Regions from separate parts of the Homo sapiens genome. Here region 2 is linked to region 1. The links are chromatin loops, found by intact Hi-C in ENCODE. Cell type or tissue: K562. All regions are shown on one strand. Each heading gives the region's core, and the rest is flanking DNA. Links, peaks and the distances in the headings are about the cores only.

Evidence for each region. Hi-C counts contacts between places; a loop is a spot of excess contacts. Peaks named below come from ENCODE experiments on the same cell type or tissue, not always from the same donor. Only the 100,000 strongest peaks of a DNase experiment are listed, where the experiment ranks them.
Region 2: a loop joins it to region 1, with 4 times the contacts of the local background. A loop is called at or near these places in 2 of 110 quality-filtered maps.

What each region holds. Positions count from the first base shown.
Region 1 is chr2:208,536,520-208,545,640 of GRCh38, forward strand. It overlaps LOC101927960 (a long non-coding RNA gene), which reads left to right and starts at 6,123. Exons shown (of 6, transcript NR_136588.1): 1 at 6,123-6,472. In K562, for the core only: no CTCF peak of the experiment used is centred there; DNase peaks (open chromatin) are centred at 5,252, 5,622 and 6,122; H3K4me3 peaks cover 2,416 bases.
Region 2 is chr2:208,485,677-208,494,797 of GRCh38, forward strand. PTH2R (parathyroid hormone 2 receptor) reads left to right here. Exons shown (of 13, transcript NM_005048.4): 11 at 3,336-3,474; 12 at 4,963-5,004; 13 at 7,588-8,830. The coding sequence ends at 7,983. Among named protein-coding and RNA genes, the nearest start is that of PTH2R, 83 kb to the left of the region's middle. In K562, for the core only: CTCF peaks have their summits at 3,648 and 4,193; a DNase peak (open chromatin) is centred at 3,735; H3K4me3 peaks cover 419 bases.

The sequences.
Region 1 (9,121 bases), core at 827-8,826:
GTCCACTAGGCAGTCCCCAGTGGGGATTCTGTGTGGGGGCTCTGACCCCACATTTCCCTTCCATACTGCCCTAGCAGAGATTCTCCACGAGGGCTCCACCTCCACAGCACACATCTGCCTAGACATCCAGGTGTTTCCATACATCCTTTGAAATCTAGGCAGAGGTTCCAAAACTTCAGTTTTTGACTTCTGTGCACCTGCAGGCCCAACACCATGTGGAAGCTGCAAAAGGCTGGGGCTTGCACCCTCTGAAGCCATGGCTGGAGCTGTACCTTGGCCCCTTTTAGCTACAGCTGGAGTGGCTGGGATGCAGAGCACCAAGGCCATAGGCTTTGCACAGCAGGGGGGCCCTGGGCCAAGCCCATGAAAGCATTTTTTCCTCCTAGGACTATGGGCAGGCAGGCCAGTGATTGCAGGGGCTGCCTCAAAGTTCTCTGACATGCCCTGGAGATGTTTTCCCCATTGTCTGGGTGATTAGCATTTGGCACCTTGTTATTTATACAAATTTTATGCAGCTGGCTTGAATTTCTCCCCATAAAATGGGTTTTTCTTTTCCATAACATTGTCAGGCTGCAAATTTTCCAAACTTTTATGCTCTGCTTCCCTTTTAAACGTAAGTTCCAATTTCACATTCTCTCTCTCAAGTTCAAAGTTCCACAGATCTCTAGGGCAGGGGAAAAATGCTGCCAGTCTATTTGCATAGCAAGAGTGACCTTTCTCCAGTTCCCAACAAGTTCCTCATCTCCATCTGAGACCACCTCAGCCTGGATCTTATTGTCCATGTCACTATCAGCATTTTGGTCAATTCATTCAACAAGTCTTTAGGAAGTTCTAAACTTTACCACATTTTCGTATCTTCTTCTGAGTCCTCTAAACTGTTCCAACTTCTGTTCCCCAGTTCCAAAGTTGCTTCCATAATTTCAGTTATCGTTATAGCAGCACCCCACTTTACTGGTACCAATGTACTGTATTAGTCTATTCTTATGCTGCTAATATAGACATAACCAACACCAGCTAATTTGTAAAGGAAAGAGGTTTAATTGACTCACTGCTAAGCATGGCTGGGGAGGGCTTACAGTCATGGCAGAAGGCAAAGGAAGAGCAAAGGTATTTGTCTTACACGGCAGCCGGCAAGAGACTGTGTGCAGGGGAACTACCCTTTATAAAACCATCAGATCTCATGAGACTTATACACTATCATGAGAACAGCAAGGGAAAAATCTACCCCCATGATTTAATTACCTCCCACTGGGTCCCTCTCACAACACGTGGGAATTATGCAAACTACAATTCACGATGAGATTTTGGTAGGGACACAGCCAAACCATATCACTGTGGAATAGTATGTATCCATAAAAATGAATGAAATCATGTCCTTTGCAGCATCATGGATGCAGCTGGAGGCAATTATCCTAAACAAATTAATGCAGGAACAAAAAACCAAATACCATATGTTCTCGCATGTAAGTGGGAGCTAAACATTAGGTCCACATGGACATAAAGATGGAAACAATAGATACTGGGGTCTACTAAAGGAGAGAGAGAGGAGGCCGGGCGCGGTGGCTCAGGCCTGTAATCCCAGCACTTTGGGAGGCTGAGGCGGGTGGATCACGAAGTCAGGAGATCGAGACCATCCTGGCTAACAAGGTGAACCTCGTCTCTACTAAAAAATACAAAAAATTAGCTGGGTGTGGTGGCGGGCGCCTGCAGTCCCAGCTACTCAGGAGGTTGAGGCAGGAGAATGGCATGAACCCAGGAGGCAGAGGTTGCAGTGAGCCAAGATCGTGCCACAGCACTCCAGCCTGGGCGACAGAGCAAGACTCTGTCTCAAAAAAAAAAAAAAAAAAAAAAAAAGAGGAGGGAGAGAGGAAGGAGGGCAAGGGTTGAAAAATTACCTATTGGGTACTATGCTCACTACCTGGGTGACAAGTTCAGCCATAACCCAAACCTCAGCATCGTGAGAAATACTTTTGCAACAAACCTGCACATGTACCCCTGATTCTAAAATAAAAGTTGAAAAGGAAAAAAAAATGGTCCCTAAAATACAAAATATGGTATAGTAGGTACAAAACCATCCTTATTAGAAATGAATTAGAAGGTGTTATAAAACTTAGTTGGTACAATTAATATTACATCTAATAAATCTAATTGTTTCTTTTGGGTGAAGTTGCAAAAACAATGATAAGACTTATGGGACTAAATTGTTTCTGTAGTCCTCTTACTCTTTATACTTAATGAAAATATGTCTTCTCAGAATTGAGTTTTTAAAAATTGTTTTCCCCAAATCAAAGGTTACAATTTAAACATCTTTTTGTGTGTTTTGCTTACTGTGTTCCCACTTTCTCAAGAAATAGAAAAATGCACAATATCTTTGTGAAATATTTATTTCATGAACTTTAAATAAAATTGCTATGATACAAAGAGATGGATGACACATTTAAATCAGAGAGTTAGAAAAATGGTTCTTTGCTTAAAATGTCAGTAAAATCAGCCACATCTAGACCTCCAAATTCATCCCCACTTTAAAGCCACTTTAAAGTGATTTTAGTGAGTTTGGGCGAAACTTATTTCAGGTTTAAGAACAGCTGGGGTTTTTTTGTCCCTTTCAGAAGTCACTTCCAAAAAAAACTGTTTATTAAAAATTTTAAATCTAAAAGTTTAAAATTCAAAACCAATTCAACAGTAGGTGTAGCCTACAAAGCAGTAAGTGTAAAATGGTCAGGAATGAATCAGCAACAGTAGGGAAAGCTGGTCTAACAATCTGACAGAGAGGCTATTATGGCATCTACAGCTCTGCCTAATGGAAGAGGATTTTGAAAACTGAATTAAAGCTGAAAACTGCCACATATACCAAAGTATATGTTTCAAAAAACAAAGCCAGCAGTCAGAAGGGGCAGAGAGGGAAAGAGCGAGAGAGTGAGAGAGTGAGAGCAAGAGTGAGTGAGCGAGTGAGAGAGAGAGAGAGAATAAGCTTCAGGAATGCACAAAGAAAAATGTCATTCGTATTATGCAAATTAGAACTTAAAGCAGTGTCATAAGCAAAAACTGAGATTTTTCTGTCATTAATAAATTCCCTAATAGAAACTGCAATGATCAACTGTTCAGATTATCAAAGAACACCAAAGATTATAGAAGAAGACCAGCAAAATTATATAATCATGAAAAAGAGTATTAAGACAAATTCTTCAGCCAGGTAATCCTTAATGATACAGGATTTAAAGTCAATATCATTTGTAAGTATTGGTATCTAGTTAACTATATTGTACACAAATTAAATATTGTATTTAGGAAATTGTTATCTGGTATCAGTGTTTCTCAGCCTGTTTTTTTTTTTAAATTATCAGCCCCATATAAAGAAAAAATTTAATTTAAATTTACCTTTTACCTAATGAGATAATTGAATACTAAAGAATAATATTTTGCTGGGTAAGTTACAAACCCAGCAAGATTTGCTGCCCTGTCTCCACCAAAAGAACTGATCTTACTTCCTTGGGGGGCAATATTGCTGTAGTTGAGAAGGCACGTTCTATTTGAATTCAATTTTTCTCATTTTTTAATATCAACCATTTCAAAATCTTTCCAATTACAGGTAAAAAAAATGAGAACATTGGCCGGGCGCGGTGGCTCACGCCTGTAATCCCAGCATTTTGGGAGGCCGAGGCAGGCGAATCACGAGGTCAGGAGATCGAGACCATCCTAACTAACATGGTGAAACCCCATCTCTACTAAAAAGACAAAAACAGAATTTGCCGGGTGTGGTGGCGGTCACCTGTAGTCCCAGCTACTCGGGAAGCTGAGGCAGGAGAATGGCGTGAACCCGGGAGGTGGAGCTTGCAGTGAACCGAGACTGCATCACTGCGCTCCAGCCTGGGTGACAGAGCGAGACTCCGTCTCAAAAAAAAAAAAAAAAAGAACCTCAGTGGGAAAATTACTTACCTTTTACAAACCTATTTATCCTTTGTTAAGTGGGGTTAATTGCCTGATCTCTCTCCTTTTTGATGGGAGCTGAGCCACGTGTAGGTATGTCTGGAAGAAAACCCAGTGACAGGGAAGTGGGCCTCTTCCCATAATGTTGGGGGCTAGGAGGAGTCCACAAACATTCCAAGAGAGAAGTATTGAAGGTACATTGTCTAGACTGGGAACAGAATAAATACCAGGAACTAAAATCCAAGGGATCATTTGAGATGTGAAGCCAGATAGCACAAATTTTGATTTTAGAGATGTTTACATGGGAGGTTGGAGGTTCTTCAAGACTTTCACAGACCATGTATTTTAACACACATTTGTAGTCAGCCCTTTTTTTAGGTCTTGTAGCTTCTTTTACTTTTTCCTAATTAACTGAAGTCCATACTTTATTTGGATTTCCTTAGTTCTAGCATTGCATTGTTCCTTTTTAAAAACCTTTTATTTTAAGTTCAGGGGTGCATGTGCAGGTTTGCTACATAGGTAAACTTGTGTCATGGGGGTTTGTACAGATTATTTCATCACCCAGGTATTAAGCCTCATACCCTTAGTAATTTTTTCCGATTTTCTCCCTTCTCTCACCTTCTACCCTCTGATAGGTCCCAGTCGTGTTGTTCCCCTGTATGTGTCCATGTGTTCTCATCATTTATCTCCCATTTGTAGAACATGCAGTATTTGGTTTTCTGTTCCTGTGTTAGCTGAGGATAATGGCCACCAAATCCATCCATGTATCTGCAAAAGACATAATCTCATTTTTTTTAATTGGCTGCATCGTATTCCAAGGTGTATATGTGCCACATTTTCTTTATTCAGTCTACCATCGATGGGCATTTAGGTTGATTCCATGTCTTTGCTATTACGAATAAATGTGGCAATAAACATACATGTGCATGTGTCTTAAAGTCATATTTTTTGTTGTGCTTCCTTTTGCAACTCCCTTTTAGAAATAGATGTTGTGACTCTTCTCAGTTTTTCTCCTTCCATCTTTTCCTCATTCTTGAGGTCTGATGTAGAAACATTGCTGGTCCACAGTAAAATTCACATTGAAAATCTGCTCTGGAGGATGTGATTCTCAAAATTTTTAAAGCTATGCTTGTGAAGTGTTGGGTTGGGTGTGTTTCTAAATGTTCTTTGCCAGCTGAGATCTGGATGTGATCTCTGAGATTTGGTTTCAATCTCCTTAGTAACAGAAGAATTCATCCTTCCCCATGCGAGAGTCATTTCTTATGAAACTCATCAACATTCTGTGTCAAAGAAAATGTAAGTAGTTGAGGTAATGTTTTCTTATCAGCTAGGAACAAACTTCTATCCCTACACTGTTACAGAGCCTAACCAGCTTGCTGCCACACGCGCTAGAAGCCAATACTATGACACCAGGATTTTTGGGAAAAATAAAGCCTTCTATTGAAATCTGGCCAACAAGGAGACAGGAATCCAGCTCAAATTTATTCCCTGTGCTGTCTTTAAGGCAGTAATTTGATTAGACAAGATTTAGGTGGTGGAATCTGGGATTAATAGGTGATTGGTGGAAGGAAAGGGAGGTCTGGAAAATCCTTGGGCATGCTCAGTTATCTCTTCACACTACCTCATGGATAACATGTGCAAATTTGGGGAGGAGTTAGTATGAAACATGCAGTGCAAATTCGGGTTGTGACATCAGCAAGCTGGTTCTGTGCAGAATCTAGTTGGCCATATTGATTGCAACCAATTTTAGCTAGTTGTGTTATCTTGCAAGCAGACACAGTTTCAGTGGTTTTGCAAGTTCTTTCTTTTCTTATCTATCATCCTGCAAACTCAAGAATTTCTGTTAGTCGTTGGTGTGTTTAACTCTTTGGGGCATAGTTTCAACACTATTCCTAAATATTAGGTTGATGCAAAAGTAACTGTGGTTTTTGCCTTACTTTTAACTACAAAAACTGCAATTACCTTTGCACCAACTTACTACATTCAATGACCTCACGTAAGAAGCAGAGGTAAATTTTCCAGTCTGTTAACTCTGCAATTAATGGAAAACTAATGGAAAACATTTTGGACAGCTTATTCCTCCATGTAAATGTTTAACACTATTAATTATTTCTGGATTATTAGTCAGAGTTCTCCAGAGGGATAAAACTAATAGGGCATATGTATATATGAAGGGGAGTTTCTTGAGGAGAGCTGACTCACATGATTACAAGGTGAAGTCCCATGATATGCTGTCTGCAAGCTGAGGAAGAAGGAAGCCAATAGTGGCTCAGTCAGAGTTCAGAAGCCTCAAAAGCAGGGAAGCTGATAGTATAGCCTTCAGTCTGTGGCTGAAGGCCTGAGAGCCCCTGGAAAACCACTGGTGTAAGTCCAAGAGTCCAGAAGCTGAAGAACCTGGAGTCTGATGACCAAGGGCAGGAAGCATCCAGCACGGGACAAAGAAGAAAGCCAGAAGACTCAGCAAGCCAGCTCATCTCACTTTCTTCTGCCTACTTTGTTGTAGCTGAGCTGGCAGCCAGTTGGATGGTGCACACTCACATTGAGGGTGAGTCTTCCTCTCCCAGTCCACTGACTCAAATGTTGATCTCCTCTGGCAACACCCTCACAGACATACCTAGAAACAATACCAGCTATCTAGGCATCCTTCAATCCAATCAAGTTGACACCTAATATTAGCCATCACACTGATGATCAGATTTTCAAAAACATGTTGTATTAGAAATTTGGCTGTATTTCTATGACTATTCTTTTATGAAAACTGTCTCACCAAGATATTGCAATACATCTCCATGGGCAGTTTCTTACAATGCCCACATGTAGTGACAGTTTATTTCTTTATGTTTATTTTTCCATTCATTAATTTTTTGAAGAGAAAGACTAAATTTAATACAAACTCACTAGTTCAATTCAAGTAGAGGTGATTGTTCAGAAGAAAACTTGGAAAAAGATGAGTGTTTTAGAGACTGTGGAACCAATATGAGAAGGAGCTCAGTCAAAAACTCTGACTCTATTTCTGACTGGAAGACAAAATGGTGGCCGAGACCGTCTCTGCCTCTCCCTTTTCTCTCTCTGGTTTGGTAGGACTATTTCCGGATTTTATCTGTTATCATCTAGGCTAAAGTTTAAATTCCCCAGAAAAGCTTCTTTTATAGGGTTGGGGAGAAATGGTGAAGCCCATCTCAATGTGGAATTAAAGATGTGTGAGTCATCTCAGAACTTCAAATCCTACATTTAATATGGAGATTGTATATCACAAAAACAATGTTCAGAGGCATTGGTAGAGTTGCTATCTAGATATAAGAACTGGGAAGTAACACAGAGGGAAGTAGAAACAAAGCAAGCTTGGTAGGAAGCAAGAAATTCCCAACACACAGATACTTTGGGCAGTGTAAGAAGTATCTTTATTCAATCATTAGATTTGCCCGAGATGTGTCAACTTCAAAGAAATGTGGGAAACTCATTTCTCTCTGATGTGGAGGAATTACTTATATTTAACAGAATCCCAGAGTTTTGTTTTATTGCACTTATAGTTCATTTGAAACACTTTCCTGTGTACTTTTAGAATTAGAGTTGCATCTGCCTGAGAATAATTAAGAGTGCCGGCATTATAATACTACTGCTGAAGCAATGGTTTTGAATGTTTTAGTTCATTTCACCTTAGTATTCAGTGAAAATGAATGACTAGAAAATGGTAAAAGATGGCTGTGTTAATACTAATGATTAATTGCATAGGTTTCATAATCATAACACTGTTGAAGCAAAGATGGGAGACATGAAGGCTGTGAAAACAGCATCCCTTTTACTGTGTTACTTTTACATGAATAATTGTGTATTCAACCATCAGATAAAAAGGAACAAACTTTAAAACTATGACTCTGGGTAACAATGCAAATATAGGATTCCTGTGTCATATGTTATACTAGAATAAAGTCAAAATTGATCAAATAATTATTTAAAAAGTTAAAGCATGTGGGGAATTTTTTTATTATTCAAAGTAAAAAAGGTCTTTCTAACTGATATAAAGGCCAGAACGACTCAAAGTAAAGGCTAATTTTCTCTATTACAAAAGTAATCTGTACTGCATGATCGATGATGAAGCAGAAAGTGAATATTGGCAACTCATACTAAAGACAAGTAATTCTTATAATTAATTTTATATATTTCTGAATATACAAAAAAATCCAAAGCACTTCAAGAAAGAATCAAGTAAAAAATAAAAATGTAATAGGAAAATGGCAAAGGAGCCATCATTTCTACTTAAAGTTAGAGGTAAAAACAAATACATGCAACAGTAATATATATTTTGTCTTCTTGTTTGTTTAAATAAATAAAAATAGTCTATTTTGATAGAAAAGAAGCTAAAACTGCCATGACTAAACCCTAATTTTCAGCGTGTTTGCCTAGAGATTCAGAATCCTAAAACCCGTCAGTTGCTGACACCATAGGTATATTATAAGGTAGATTACTTACCAAAAAACTATGTGTCAAAATTCAGGGAGACTGCAAATATCTGTGGTAGAGATGAAAGTGTTCTGATTAGGAATAAATAATGTATTTCCAGACAATTATTAAATGTCACATAAGCAACAGAAAGGCAACTCAAGATACCAATCTCTTTGATACAGATTAAAAAAATTTTTTTTTGTTTAAAATGATGGGAATAAATCACAAACATATAGATAGCTTCCATTTGACCAGGATGTAGCAGTTAAATGTTTCCAGATGTCACATGTAAAAGATGGATTACTAATATAAAATTTAAAACCCTATCAGTAAGAATCATATACATACCTTTTCAATTTAGTTTGTATTATTCTTCAGGTTATACCAGTCCTAGCTGTCTGGAGTTTATGGGAAAAGCAATGAATCATATAATGCAAACATGAAAGAGATCTAGGAATTATCTAGCTGTTTTTTATTAATATTGCATGTGCTATTTAATGTGAATTTCAAGTCAAAACTTTATAAACATCTTTTACATGCATCATATTTATCCTCACATTAACTGAAAAGTAGGTACACTCAGCAATACCACTACTACATTACAGGTGAGGAAACTGACCACAGAAGTAAAAAACCTGTAGCAGAGGCTGTCAGTTGCCTGCCTATGTCTCCTCTGGAGTACCCTTTCCTGTGTACAGTAATCACATGGCTTCCAGCTGGAGGCACCTGCGATTGTTTGCTTGCAGGCTTT
Region 2 (9,121 bases), core at 433-8,432, 51 kb before region 1:
ACTGTGGTAGGCATATTTCTATATTGGCCCCCAAGATTCCTGCCCATGGGTGTATAAGCCTTGTAAAATCCTGCTCCCCCAATACCCTTCGCCTTGAGTGTGGTTAAGACCTATGATGGGGTAGCCTTTCCATTGGTTAGTTTACTTTATATGACAAAGATGTTAGGATAGTCATTCCTGTGATTATGATGTGTTATATAAGATTCCATCCTGTGAGCTTGGAGCGAGATTCTCCTGCTGGCTTTGAGGAAGCAATCTGACATGTTGTGAGGGCCTATAGCTAGAACCTGAGAAAAGCCTGCAGGTATTGTGTGACCACTGGTTGACAGCCAAAAAACAGCCCCGCAACTGCAAGAATCTGAGATTTTTCAAGCAACCTGAATGAACTTAGAAGTGAACCCTGAGGCCCAGATAAGAATGCAGCCAACACTTTAATTTCAGCCTTGAGAGACTGTGGGCCAGGGGCCCAGGGTATGTGCCTGGACTCCTAGCCTATAGAAACTGAGAGAGAACAAATGAGTATTGTTTTAAACCACTAAATTCATACTAGTTTGTTATACAATAGAAAATGAATATAATTACTACCTGTTTTTAATAAACAAACTTCTATCTCCATGGAGTTATAGAAGAGCTTAGTCCTAGAAAAAAAGGGAGAAAAACCCAGATGGCTGAGCCTGGAGGATACCCACTACATTTTGGTTGCCTAAAGCAAATTTTCCTTATTCTGCATTGAACCAAACTGTCCCCAATGTTTACATTTGTGATAATTTCACAATGTGCTACACTGGTGTATTTTTTGTTTTAACTTAATTTTGGGCTCCTAGTCATACACAGTAGGAAAAATCAGTAGCTTGATTTTGAGAACGGTCTCTGGGAGGATTTACCCTTTCATCTTAAAGGAGGAAATATAATTTTTGTTTAAGAGTGATGTTAGACAAGACTTTCAAGGTTTTGCAAGTGAGTTAATTCTGTCCCCTTTTATCTGATTAGGCTGAACTAAAATGCCATGAAGGCACTCAGTGTCCTGCCCACATAGGCAGTGGTGGGAAGGGGGCACTCACCATCAGGATTCAGGAGAACAAGCACATCCCAGGGAGCCCTGACGGTTGAAAGGACCAGTTAGGTCAGAGGAACCCACTGTTTATCAAGGATCTTGCCTTGGATGGAATAGATTTAAGGTAGAATCTTCATATTGAATAGGCTGTAGGTAACTCAAAGTAGGAGGTGTGAGTACCAGGAGCAGCATAGGAGAAAGCCCGTAGGCTGCAGGGAAGCTCTGAATGTGAGGATGAGTGGGTGGAGCAGATGGTTCAGGTACTAGTGAGAGATAAGACAGGCAGAGGACAATGAGGTGTAGGAAATGTACAACTCTACCTACTTCTACATTAGGCATTTCAATATGATTTCAACATGATTTTATGGGACATTCTAGCTCCTATTGTCAAGAGGGTTATGATAGGAAAGTGTATGTACATGGAAGATGATTCCCAGTAAAGCCTGAGAATATTATAGCTCATATGGACTTCTAGGCCCTATTTCCTCATTTTGGAGATAAAACTAAATCACACTCACACAGGTAGTTAATATCAAGTATGGAACCTGAATCAAGATCTCTGTAGCCTTAGTCTAGTGTGATCTGTACTCACTCATACAGCTTATTTCCAAGAAGAAAAACAGATAAATAAAGCAGCAGGAGGAAAGACTAGTGAGAAAGGAAGAGGGTCAATTGTTTGAGATTATTAGAGTGTAAATAATTCACAGAGAAAGGGAGATATTTGCAATAATTATGAAAGAAGAAGCCAGATTTGGCAATTTCTTGGATAAAAAGTATAACCTCACCCACTCCAGGAAAACCTCCCAGAAAATAGTATGCTTGAGGGTGCTAGCTATCTATTGCTGCAAAAGGAATGACCACAAACCTAGCGGCTTAAAACAACTCCCTTGCTATTTCCCAGTTTCTGTAGGTCAGGAATCTGGGTATGGATCCCCTGCTTCAGGATCTCTTACCAGGCTGCAATTGATTTGTCAGCTGGGGCTGTGGTCTTATCCTAAGGTTGGACTGGGGAAGAATCTACTTCTAAGTTCATGTGATTGTTGGTAGGATTCAGTTACTTGCTGGCTGTTGTCCAGATGCCACCTTTCCTTGCTACATGGGCCTCTCAGTATAGCAGCTCACAACATGGTGGCTTGCTTCATCGAACCAAGCAAGAGAGCCAGTCTGCTAGTGAGATGAAAGTTACAGCCTTATGCAATGTAATCTCAGAAGTGGGATGCTGTCATCTTTGCCATAATCTACTGGTTAGACACAAGTCCCAGGTCTTGCCTACACTTAGAGGGAAAGGATAAAACAGGGGCAAAAATAGCAGGAGGGGGGATCATGGAAGCCCACTTAGAATAACCATCATATTGGAAAGCCTGGAATTCTTCCAAATACTTAAGAAAACTTGTAGAAAGAGGCAGTTAAGGAGAATGATGAAACTATATCAAACTACTTAGTTTGCCAAAAAGACAGACAAAATAGACCTAAAGGCACCTTGAGACAGAGTATTTGGCAGAGAATATTCAGAGAAGTCAAGATGAACTGACCACATATGGCTCATAGAAAAATATAAAATGTCTCCCAAAATAAGCATCATCAGTGAAAAATGGAGATACAAATGTAAGAAGAAACAAGGGAGTAATTGATTTTAAAATGAACAAAATAAGCTAAACTACTTCTATGAAAGTAAAGGCAGTTAATCTGGATAGAAGTAACACTTCTTTAAGTCTCAAATATAGAAGTTAAAGGAAACTTAGGACAGAAAAAAGGCATTTTACAACTTTATGTAAATAGACTCCTTTAAGCAAGAGGAGTGGAAATAAGACTGGAGAGATTTAGGGGCTAGCAATTACAGGGAGTGAGAATAAACTACCTGGTTTAGTATGTAAGTGACAGAAAGAGGAGGGAAGGGAAAAAACTAGCAGAAGCAGTGGGATCCAAAGAGATAGAGAAAGGTCAGCCCAAGCCTGGGCAACATGGCGAGACCCCGTCTCTACAAAAAAATTAAAAAAATATTCAGGCATGGTGGCAAGCACCTGTAGTCACAGCTACTTGGGATGCTGAGACAGGAGGATTGCTTGAGCTCAGGAGGTCGACACTGCAGTAAGCTGTGATCACGCCACTGTACGCCAGCCTGGGAGACAGATAGAGTGAAACCCTGTCTCAAGAAAAGATAAAAAGAAAGTGTCAGCCCCACCCCCATTAGCTCTGCTAAGTTTTTTTTTTCCTCCAGCACGCTGTCTTTACTGAAAGGCACTCTAGTTAATGAATGAAAAGACTTGCTGTTCTCCTTTAGGAAACTGGCCAAATCGACACTGGTCCTGGTCCTAGTCTTTGGAGTGCATTACATCGTGTTCGTATGCCTGCCTCACTCCTTCACTGGGCTCGGGTGGGAGATCCGCATGCACTGTGAGCTCTTCTTCAACTCCTTTCAGGTAAAGGGTGCTGCCTAGTCATCTGATTCTTGTAATTTGCAGTTTTTTTTCCTTTTGGTCACTTACAACCTTTTTCTCTGCACTCTCTCTGGCTTTGATGCACCTGTCTGGGGAGTTGGGGGGTGCAGAAAGGTCAATATTTCTATAGTGCCTGTGCTTTTCTGTCCTATAGAGGTCAGGTTAATCCTCTGCTCACAGCAGGAGCAGTTCTGGAGCTGTTCGTCACACAAAAAAAGCCTGGACAGAGAGATAAGGAACATCTTGTTGTAAAATATGTAACACCTATAAGAATGAGGACCTCTGCTTGTGTGTATGGAAGATAAACAAAAGTAAAAGAAGGTGAAGGCAGGAAAGAGCAAAAAGGAGTGGGGAGGGGAGACAAAACTGAGGAAGAGGTTGCTGGCACACATTTTATCTCATTTGAAGCTGTAATTACCATCATCTCGCACATGGATTACTCTTTGTCCTGCTTACTCATTTGCTAGTCCACATATGATAGTCTGGAGAATCTTAAGAATATACATTTGATCATGTCATATACTTGCCAGAAATACTCAAAGATTTCCAGTTGCAGTCAAACTAAAACTCACATACCATTGTTTGGCATACACAGCCCTGCATGTCGTGGAGCCTGTCTGCCTCTCACCCTGTATCACACCAGCCTCCATGTAGCTCATTAAGTTAGGGCACAATATTGCTTCCATACGTTCTGTTGCTTAAGTTCACCTCTGCCTCTAGGGCTCACACTTGTATTCCTTTTGCCTGGACTGCTTTTTCCCCAAATATTTACACAGCTGGCTACTTGTTCTTGTCACTCAAACACACTTGAGTATCACTCTCAGAGATACTTTGTTGAGTTCCTCATCTAATACATCCACTACATTACTCTTTTTAAAATCACTCATTTCTTTTCTTGCATAACCCTTCTCATTTTGCATTTTTCTCATGTGCTATTTGTTTATATTTTATCCATGTCTCTTCCTTTCTAGAACAGGGAACTTGTCTGTTTTGTTTACATTGTTTATCCCTGCCCCTGTCATGCTGAACAGCTACCACACTGCATAAGCTCAGTAAATATTTTTGAATGAACGAAATAAAAGGTTTCTTTGTATTCTTACCATACAATACTTTATGTTTGTAGTTTTCAGCATTTACAGCTTATAACTTCCTCTTACCAAGCAGAGGATAGGTATTATGTGATCCATGGGTCACAACATAAATGAAACTAATAGGATAGAAACCTATTCCTTGTGTATCTTGGAATGCTTTATTTAGTGACTTATTTGGTTCAGCTGACACCAAGGAAAGACGTCAAACAAATTTAATGTAAACATAAGGATTTGGAAACACTAGGAGAGAATAATTTGTATATAATTCTCTGAAGGAATCATAAAAAACAATTTTTGGACGTACACATTTTGGCACAAGATGCTTAAGTGCTGTGAGTTTCTGAGTTGGCAGTGGGCTGACTTTCTCTTTTGTCTGCAGGGTTTCTTTGTGTCTATCATCTACTGCTACTGCAATGGAGAGGTAGGTTTGTAGGAACCTTGGACAGGTCTCGCTTCAGCTTGTAAATGGCCATCACAATGTATCCTGAATCTCTTTAGAATTTCCAGGATTTCCAGGATGGAATGGGTGAGGAGAAGGAAGCTATTTTAATCATAAATTATTTTGGAAAAGAAAGAATTAGTGCAAATAACCTAAAGTCTTCCTCTTCTAGCACTTTTAAATGTGAACTCATCTGTACACTCTGACATTAAAAAGCAACTTGTTGGAATACAAACAGACACTTGGATGGACAGTGAACATCATATTCTGGTTAATACTTAAACTTCTATTCCATTTTAAGTTCTGTACAAAACTTATTAGTTTCCCTGGGACAAATTCATTCAAATATTTTGATGTTTTTTGAACTATAAGATGATGATGGGACAATTTTAGTTCATTTAGGAGTTGGCTGGAGAGAAGTAACTACACTAGATAATAATACATTTTACCTTGTAACTTTTAATATGCCCTGCTGTTGGATGAGCTGCCATGTTTCTTCTCTCAAATTTTAAGCTTGCTGCAGGCCCCAGAAGTGCACAGATACTTTTATTGCGGTACACCAGCTGATGCTTCTGACCATGTTTAGGGTTTGGACATTGTGGCATGCTAGTCCAGTGCTTGCAGAAAGAGCTTAAATTAATTTCCTGACTTACTTGTGTATTGTTCTTACCTTATTTTGCAGGAGGGGTAAGTAGGTCAGTTTAAGAGTTAAAGAAAGAGGAAAGAAACCCAAAAAGCACTCAACAGTCAAAGATGGGTTTATTTAGGAGAATAAACCTGGGAGGGGCTTCTGGCCAAGTTAGGTCAGAGAGCCTTCTCTCTTACAGACTAAGAGTTTTTAAGGGTTCAGGGTGGGAGAGCTTATCACAGGCTTGGACTGCTTCTGTATCTCTTTGTCTTGCTTATCTGGGAGGGAGAATTTTTGTGTTTTATCCATACATCTTCCTGCAGCTGCAGGCACAGCCCCTCCTACCCCCCGCCCCCCAAGTCTGCTTTTAGCTTCCATATCTTGGTGCACCTAAAGGGAAAGGAATGTATTTATTAGGACCCACTGTTTTACTGGGGTCCATTGTAGACTGTGAAGTTTTGTGGTTACCCAAGAGACTTTCTCCACTTCCTCTGTGCCCGAGCTGTCTTATCAGTGTTTTATACTGTCTGCTCTTTCTGGCTGCTTGTTGTTAGAAGGGAAGTGATTTCCTCAAAATGCATGAGGTTAGAAAGGGAGCTGGACTTAAAGTGGTGGTGTTTATCCAAGATGATGGTGCTTCTGCTCTGTCAGTCAGGTGTTGATTTGTTTTTGCCAAGATGAACAGATAGAAGTTTGTTGTTTCAGGTGACATCAGCATACTGGATTTCCACTGCTTCCCATGGAACTTCCAAATAAACTCTCTTCTGAAAAGTGGCAATTGAAGTAGAAATGAATCTTCAGTAGTAGGAATGGAAATAAGAGCCCCACCCTATTAAGAATGCATTTGCAGTGCCTGCTTTTCTATCCACGAGCCTTCTTTTCTCACTCTGACTCCTTTAGGCTGCCGATGCAGATTGATAGCATGACAGTTACATTTCAAATTGAGTACCTTCTACGCCATTCCTCAGCCTCAGCTGGTGCCAAAGACATCAGCAATTTAAGTGGTGAAAACAGATTTTATTCAGTAACTACTGACAGCAGGGGAAAGAGCTGAGCCCAATTCCACTTCACACAGAAGTGATTTGGGCATTTTAAAGGGAGAATGAGGGAGGTGGAGTGTAAGGGCTCAGTAGAGTCAAAGAAGTGAAAAAATATTTGGTCAGTATAAACACGTTTAGGCCAGCTGTGCTAGCAATCAGGCAGTTATTTAAGATAGAATTCTATCTTCCCACAGAGACTGGGAGACAAGAGGCCTTATCCCTCTTGATTTTTATATTTTGAAGGGATGGCTCTCAGGTCCTTGAGAGAGATGCTTCTGAGTTAGAAGAGCTACATATTTACAATTGTGAACCTTTTTAGTAAATGCCCTAAGAAAGGGGAGTCATGGGCCTATCATCAGGTGTGTGCTGGCTAGAGCAAATAGTAAATTCTCCTGGCAGCACTGAGCTTTCTCAGGCAGGCACTATCAATGGCTGAGATCATCCTAGGGATGCCACCTTGTGCTGCTAGAACCATGCTTGAGTTTGGGCAGGTCTCAGTGCAGGGGTTCCAGTGGGCTTGTCATGTGCCACGCGAGAGTTCTGAAGTTCTCACTGGCAATGTTTATCTTGAGTTTCTCTTCCAACCCAGAATCTCCTTTTTTTCCTCTCCCATATGTCAGGTATTTCTATGGGCTGCATTTAAACTTCTGTTTAAAGTCTGATCTTGGACAAGTCCCTTCACCTCTCTCTAAGCTTCAATTTGCTCACCTCCAAAACTAACACCTGTCTTGAAGGTTTTTTGAGGTTGAGAGAAAGTCATAGATAAAGTCCCTGGCACGTAGAGGAACCTCAATCAATGATTATTGCTGTCATTGAAATCAAGGCAAACATCTTTGTAACAAGGCTGCAGGGTCTCCTTTAGGATTTCTCATGCACAGCATGTTTCTCGTGGCTTAGGTTCAGGCAGAGGTGAAGAAGATGTGGAGTCGGTGGAACCTCTCCGTGGACTGGAAAAGGACACCGCCATGTGGCAGCCGCAGATGCGGCTCAGTGCTCACCACCGTGACGCACAGCACCAGCAGCCAGTCACAGGTGGCGGCCAGCACACGCATGGTGCTTATCTCTGGCAAAGCTGCCAAGATCGCCAGCAGACAGCCTGACAGCCACATCACTTTACCTGGCTATGTCTGGAGTAACTCAGAGCAGGACTGCCTGCCACACTCTTTCCACGAGGAGACCAAGGAAGATAGTGGGAGGCAGGGAGATGATATTCTAATGGAGAAGCCTTCCAGGCCTATGGAATCTAACCCAGACACTGAAGGATGCCAAGGAGAAACTGAGGATGTTCTCTGAATGGACATTTGTGGCTGACTTTCATGGGCTGGTCCAATGGCTGGTTGTGTGAGAGGGCTTGGCTGATACTCCTATGCTTGAGTTCAAAGGCTGAAAATTCAGTTAAGGTGTTACTTAATAATAGTTTTTAGGCTCCATGAATTGGCTCCTGTAAATACTAACGACATGAAAATGCAAGTGTCAATGGAGTAGTTTATTACCTTCTATTGGCATCAAGTTTTCCTCTAAATTAATGTATGGTATTTGCTCTGTGATTGTTCATTTTTTTCTGCTACTTTTGGGTAGAAAAAAGATTCAATTGCTTGGCTGTAGCTTTCTCTCATATATATCACCCTAAATATAATGAAGATCTTTTAGTGTGTATCATTTTCCTTTTAGAAACTAGTATTCTCTTATTTCTTACTTTAATGTACTTCTATCACTGCATTTATTTTGCCTGTGCATAGGAGCAATTAGGATCTAAAAAAATATATGGGAAGATAAAAGATCTAAGAACAAGTACTTGCTGGAAAATTAGTTGGCTGGACATTGATAAAATAATGCATTTATAACAATTACATGTGTTTCTGGGAACAAGGAAAATTTCTCAAAAAAGAATATTTCACACATCCCTTCTTTTGAATGGCCTCTTTGTGACCAGCCAGACCTCAGGTCTTCACTCTTTCTTCTTTGTAAACTATGTCATGTGGAAAGATTTCCTCAGTTAGTGAGCTTGTGTCTGCAAATTGATTTTGTTTGTAATGTATTTTGATAGCAAATCATGCTGCATCTATATCTTTTTCTTGTTTGAGCTGTTACTACATTGTACATGGCATGTGGGATCAATTAAAAATTTGTTTTAAAAATACATTTTGGATCACTTTTTAAAATTTTTCTTTCAACGTCTCACTTTATGTTTGAGAAACACCAAACTTCCCTTCTCCAAATGTATACATATCAACATTTAGCTTATGTACTTTACTTAACTTGAAATTTCAGTATGTTGCAGTTTTGAAAACATGTATTGAGGGCATATTATGTATCAGCAGGCATGCTGCTAGGTTCTTACAAGCATTCATTTATTTAATTCTCACTATAGTTTATGGATTAAGTCTTATTACTGTCACCCCTTTTACAGATGACAATGTGACTCGTGGAG